Linked DNA regions of Homo sapiens: region 2 is linked to region 1. Evidence: chromatin contacts called from ENCODE Hi-C data. All regions are on one chromosome and are shown on one strand. The core of a region is the stretch at or near the end of the contact, and the rest is flanking DNA. Distances in the headings are between cores, read along the strand shown. Region 1 holds the start of VWC2 (von Willebrand factor C domain containing 2). Region 2 overlaps PKD1L1 (polycystin 1 like 1, transient receptor potential channel interacting).

Region 1 (2,840 bases), core at 241-2,740:
GACCTGTACACCCAGCTCCTCCGGAGTCTGAGGCAGGAGTTTGAGGCTGCAGTGGGCCGTGATCATGCCACTGCACTGAAGCCTGGGTGACAAAGTGAGATCGTGTCTCTAAAACATTAAAAAAAAAAAAAAAAGGAAAAATGAGAGTGAGAACTGAAACAGCAGAAGGGCTCAAATCATCCTGTACATAGAAATCCTCCATCCAGGCCAGGCGCGGTGGCTCACCAGCATTTTGGGAGACCGAGGCAGGAGGATCACGAGGTCCGGAGATCGAGACCATCATGTCCAACATGGTGAAACCCCGTCTCACTAAAAATACAAAAACAAAATTAGCTGGGGGTGATGGCGGACGACTGTAGTCCCAGCTACTCAGGAGGCTGAGGCGGCAGAAAGGCATGAACCCGGGAATCGAGCTTGCAGTAAGTGGAGATCGCGCCACTGCGCTCCAGGCTAGGCCACAGAGCGAGACTCCGTCTGAAAAAAAAAAAAAAGAGAGAGAGAGAGAGAAAGAAATCCTCCATCCAGCCCTGTTGGTTGTGTATGTGTTGGAGGGGGTGGAGGGGCAGCCTTCTCAGGCTTTCAAGGAGGGCTCCCTAGCACCTCAGCTAAGATTTGTTTGTCTATACTATTAAAAGATAGACATAACTGTGTCCCAAACCAGCCTCCCCAGTTCCCACCAGCCAGAGCGCCTGACCTTGCAGGGAAGCTTATCTGTTTACCGTCCGAGCACTTTCAGGGATTCTAAAATGCCGTGAGTGGGAACCACTGCCATGGGCCATTTCCATGAAAATTCAATTTCGGGGATTAATTTGAACAGGTACTATTGACGTTTTCTCGTTTACACAAGATCAAAGAGTAAAAACAACCGGGCCTCTGCTTAACAGTTGAGGATTCTAGCAAAGTTAGGAAACAGGTTTCTATTTGTAGTAGAAGAGAGAGCAGGCAGAAAGAGGAAGATGGGAGCGGGGAGAGATTGGCAGAGATTCAGAAAGTTCGCGCTTGAGATTTTTACGTTTCTTACTCGTAAACGTCTATTTCTCTGGGTTTCTGAATGCAAAGACGAGAAAGTCTCAACAGTCTGCTAAACTAACACGGCCTTCGAATCCCAATCTGAACACAGTAGCTGAAACAAGCTGTCCACAAAGAGGAAAGCCAGAGGGGGCCAATTAGGAAGGAAGAAATTAAAGAAAAGAGAAAAGCCAAGATGAAAGGTCCAGCGCAAAGTGAATGACTCGACTGGAGAATGGCAGCCCTGGCAGGGTCTGCGGCCGGCTGCGGAGGTGGGGACGCGGCCGCGCGGACGAGTGACAGGTTGGTCCGGCGCAGCAAAGGGAGCGGGTGCGGCGGTAGGGCCTCTCCGGGGGCAGCGCGAGGGCCTCCCCCGGGGCAGCGCGGGCCAAGGCGGGGCCTCCAGAGCGGGGGCAGCAGAGGAGGGAGCGGAACGGGAGCCGGGCGGAGGCGGCTGCGGCAGGGGGAGGCGGGAGGCGGGCGCGCTAGCTCCCATGCTGGCCTCGGTGCCACTCGCGCGCCGGCCGCGCTCCGGGCTTCTCTTTTCCCTCCGACGCGCCACGGCTGCCCAGACATTCCGGCTGCCGGGTCTGGAGAGCTCCCCGAACCCCTCCGCGGAGAGGAGCGAGGCGGCGCCAGGGTGGCCCCCGGGGCGCGCTTGGTCTCGGAGAAGCGGGGACGAGGCCGGAGGATGAGCGACTGAGGGCGACGCGGGCACTGACGCGAGTTGGGGCCGCGACTACCGGCAGCTGACAGCGCGATGAGCGACTCCCCAGAGACGCCCTAGCCCGGTGTGCGCGCCAGGCGGAGCGCGCAGGTGGGGCTGGGCTGTTAGTGGTCCGCCCCACGCGGGTCGCCGGCCGGCCCAGGATGGGCGCTGGCAACCCGGGCCCGCGCCCGCCGCTGCTACCCCTGCGCCCGCTGCGAGCCCGGCGTCCGGCCCGCGCCCTGCGCTCATGTATGTAGGTTTGGCGCCGGTCTTCAGGGCTGAGGGTGCATGCTGGGTGTCCCCGCGCGGCCGGACGCGCTCCAGCTGGGTTCAGCCGCTCAGCTGCTCCGGAGGAACCCCCTCCCCCGCCCAAGTTTGTGAATATGGGCGCTTCGCCCAGTGTTGAGGTCGGCAGGGACCGGGCAGGGGGTCAGCAGGGCCGGGCACGTCCGGAGCCCTCAGGGAGGAGGGCTGAGGGGGAGGGGACAGACGCACCGGAGTGCGCAGAGTGGGGGCGTTCGGGGAGTGAGGCGGAGAGAGGCTGGATTGCCGGTGTCCTGCGGCGTCTCGGGCTCTCCCAGCCCCTTTGGGCGGCAGAAACTTTGGAATCCAGAAAGGCTGGCCGGGATCCAGCGAGTAGGAGGGTCTCGCGCCCACTCTGCGCCCTGGGGCCCCAGCCTCCCGCACTGCACACCTTGGTGCTGCCCGGGCGCTTCTGCTCCGCAGCCAGGACACTACAAGACTGAGCGCTGCGGCCGGCGACCTGGCTCCCAAGGCTCGGAGGGGCGGGCCGGCAGAGGAGCTGAAGCCCCGGGAATCCCCGACCCGGCCCTCTGGCAAGGGGCCGAGGGCATCCTTTCATGCAGCGGGGCTTAGAGAGCGGGGAGGGGGCGTCTGCTCCCGAGACGGGAGTCTTTTAAGAAGTTGTTAGAAATGAATCGTGGAGTCCTAGGAGAAGCTTTGTTTAACCTCCCCGCATTTTCCCAGCACAACCCCCTAAAGCAAATGAGGAAGAGTTTCCCTCTTATCTTCCTGTACATTCGTCCGTCTCTAACTCCACTGCTGAATTCTCCATTTAATAACCTTCGGGAAATGTGGCCAGGACCTAGGGAGGGACACCCTG
Region 2 (2,840 bases), core at 105-2,604, 1.8 Mb before region 1:
TACTGAAGAGAGCCTGGCAGGCAGGAGTGGCAGCAGGGGATCCACTCAGAGGGCTATGAGGATGGCAGGTCTTGATTGTGGAGTGAAGGCAGAGGGTGAACACCTCTGAGGCTATGGGGTGGCCGGGCTGGCTGCTGGACTGGAAGTGAGATGGAGCCCAAGAGAGAACTCAGAGACAATGCCACTGGGCTTGCTCGGCCTGTGCACACTGAGAGCTTAGGTGGGGTGGGGGCATTGGAGGGCAGGTGAGGGGTGCTGGGAGCCCATCTTGGTCATGAGGCCTCTGTTGACCTTGCATTGACCTGTGCAGCTCTCCTTGTGACAAAATCTCAATCCTGGTGGCACCAGGAAAGCAGGGAGGTGCCCACGGCACAGGAGGAGGGGGGACACTTTTGGCCTACGGGAAGCTGGCCACCTTGTTTCCTACACAGGACGCCTGTCCAGAGACAACGCCCCACTGTGGACATGATTACAAAAAGCAGCCACCATCCCTCAGACTGAGGGCCCAGGGCCTCACTCTGGCTCTTGAGAGAGCTGTTACCAGAAGTAGTTCCAGCCAGTTAAGAAGTTAGTATAGGTTAACCAACGGCCCAGCCCCTCCCTGGGATGTGCGCTCCCTGTGCTGTGGGCCTTTTACAGATTTGTAACTACAGGACATCAGGTGCTTCATCTTTCAGGAGAACAACACAGGAAGGTGTCAAGAAGGCCAGAGTGGGAGCTGAAAGATGCCAGCTCGTGCCTGAGTGCATACGCCTGGCACCTGCCCCTCTTCTGTGACGAGAACAGGGAACCCCTCTGTGGCCTCCCAGAGCAGGACCTGGGTAGATCCTGGCAGTTTCCTGAGGATGTGAAACCCAGGGGCTGAGACAGCTGCATGTACCTACAACCCCTAAAAGGCATGGTGCTAGTGAGCAGCATGGGAGACACAGGGCTTTGCAAGACACTATCCTATAACTATGCCCAATCAGCAAACTGCCCAGCACGTCCAGGAGCTGGTGTATGGCCCTGTGTGACCTTCGCCTGAGCCCACTGGGGCTGTAGAGAGCAGAGCGGCCAGAATGCAGCTTGGAAATGGGTCTCCCAGTCAACCAAAACCAGAGAGCCCCCTGATTGCACATTTCACCAGGACCAAGCCCTTTGGGACATGATGGTCAAATCCTAAAGGCATCGATCTATGCCCAAAGCTGAGGTCCCAGGTGGCTGAACCTTGGAGTCACCTGGGTGGGGTGGGGTTGAAGCACCATCACCCTGAGCCACGCCACAGCATGTCTGTTAGAATCTTCAGAGGCAGGGCTTGTGCATGGTTTTGTTTGGTTTCTTTGACTTTTAAGCTCCCTAGGTGATTCTGCATAGCAGATCTGCACCAAGTGTTCAAGAAGCATGAGGTCTGTTTGCCCCCTTGTGTTTGGAGGTGAGGGCACTAAAAGCCTAAGGAAGTCACTGTATGTGGCTATTTACATTGTGTAATGTGAGAAACGCAGGTAATATCACCTCCCCTCTAAAACACCTCTCCCCAACCTCCTGTTCTCAGAACCATCAGACGCTCATCTTACTAAATATCCTTCCTTGGGAACCTAAAAATGCCTCCTTGAACTTTCGCTGACAAAAGTGATGGCAGAGCAGAGAAAAGCTCCCAAACACAAACACTGTGGGTTGAGATCAAATTCATTTCAATATAAACTCAGATGGATGTGCTACGGAGGGGGTGGTTTAATAACGCTGCTCTGCATGAGGAATACTGAAAAATGAACTGCAGGAGAGTCTTTGCCAAGGACAGCAGAGGTTCTGGGAGCTTCAAAGAGAACTGGCTTCTTTAAATTTGAACTAGAAACGCACAACTCTGGGCTGTCTGTGCATGTCCCTTTGGAACCAATGCTTATTCTGGGTGAAAAGCATGTCTCACTCAGAAGTTTTCACTCTTCTCTCGGACCCCACCCACAGATGTGAGAGTCACTCCTCTCACGCTTCTCCTCCATCTCCAGGGCATTGCCCAGGCCTTCAGACCCAAGCCCTGTTAGCTACTCTGATAAACAGATGCAAGGGAATTCACAAACATCCAGGTAGCCCAGTCTTAATTAATAGGGGTCTTCAACGAGCTCCCCACACTGCGCAAGTTAAGCAGGGTTTCAGTGCTTTGGCTGCTGGAAGCCTTGTCTGTGCTGGAGCCATCTCGGGGCAGCTCCCACTCCCCACCTGGGGGACAGCACCCACTCCCCACCCCGGGGATAGCCCCCACTCCCCGCTTGAGGGGCAGCCCCCACTCCCCACCTGAGGGCTACCCTCCTACTTCCCACCTGGGAGGCAGCCCCTACTCCCCACCTGCAGGGCAGCCCCCACTCCCCACCTGAGGGCTACCCCTCACTCCCCATCTGAGGGCTATCCCCTACTCCTCTGGGCTGGGCTAGCCCTGCCTGCACTTCTTATATGTGGAACTATGCTCTGGAGCTGAATTAAGGCTTTATAAGTCACACTTGCTTCATTGGCACAAACACACATGATAGGAAAACAATCCCTGATGAATTCCTGATGAAACATGGAGGTGCTTTTTAGCTGTACTGTACATGTACTGTATTCAGGAAGAAAAGCCTAATTTCCCCAGATCCAGGAATACCTTCTGCCTGGAAGCTGATGAGGATGGGCTCTGTGATTCCCGGTCTTCTGCCTTTCCATTCAGAGCACACCAAGGACAGCCACACTTCCCATCACTCATAAGAAGCACATGATTAGCATAGACCTCTAGAGAAAAAAAAAAAAGCAAACATTCTGAAGACTGCAATGTGCTGGGAAGGTGAGAACATAAAGCTGGAGAAGCCCTAAGTTATACATAAGGTCAAAGCCAC

The links. A loop is a pair of places that touch in the nucleus more often than their neighbours do. Pooled maps may share reads with other maps.
Region 2: a pooled map shows a loop between it and region 1 (7-fold over the local background). The contact joins the enhancer-like site here to the promoter of VWC2 in region 1. A Hi-C loop is called at or near these places in 11 of 37 single-sample maps with no recorded cell type and 4 of 50 pooled maps.

What each region holds. Positions count from the first base shown.
Region 1 is chr7:49,772,148-49,774,987 of GRCh38, forward strand. It overlaps VWC2 (von Willebrand factor C domain containing 2), which reads left to right and starts at 1,491. Exons shown (of 4, transcript NM_198570.5): 1 at 1,491-1,966.
Region 2 is chr7:47,937,582-47,940,421 of GRCh38, forward strand. PKD1L1 (polycystin 1 like 1, transient receptor potential channel interacting) reads right to left here. Exons shown (of 57, transcript NM_138295.5): 3 at 2,612-2,736. Among named protein-coding and RNA genes, the nearest start is that of PKD1L1, 9.5 kb to the right of the region's middle. RefSeq lists enhancers at 65-144, 595-764. Within about 2 kb of position 1,355, at least 4 of the 41 ENCODE cell types and tissues checked have a DNase peak (open chromatin) inside an H3K27ac peak, as active enhancers do.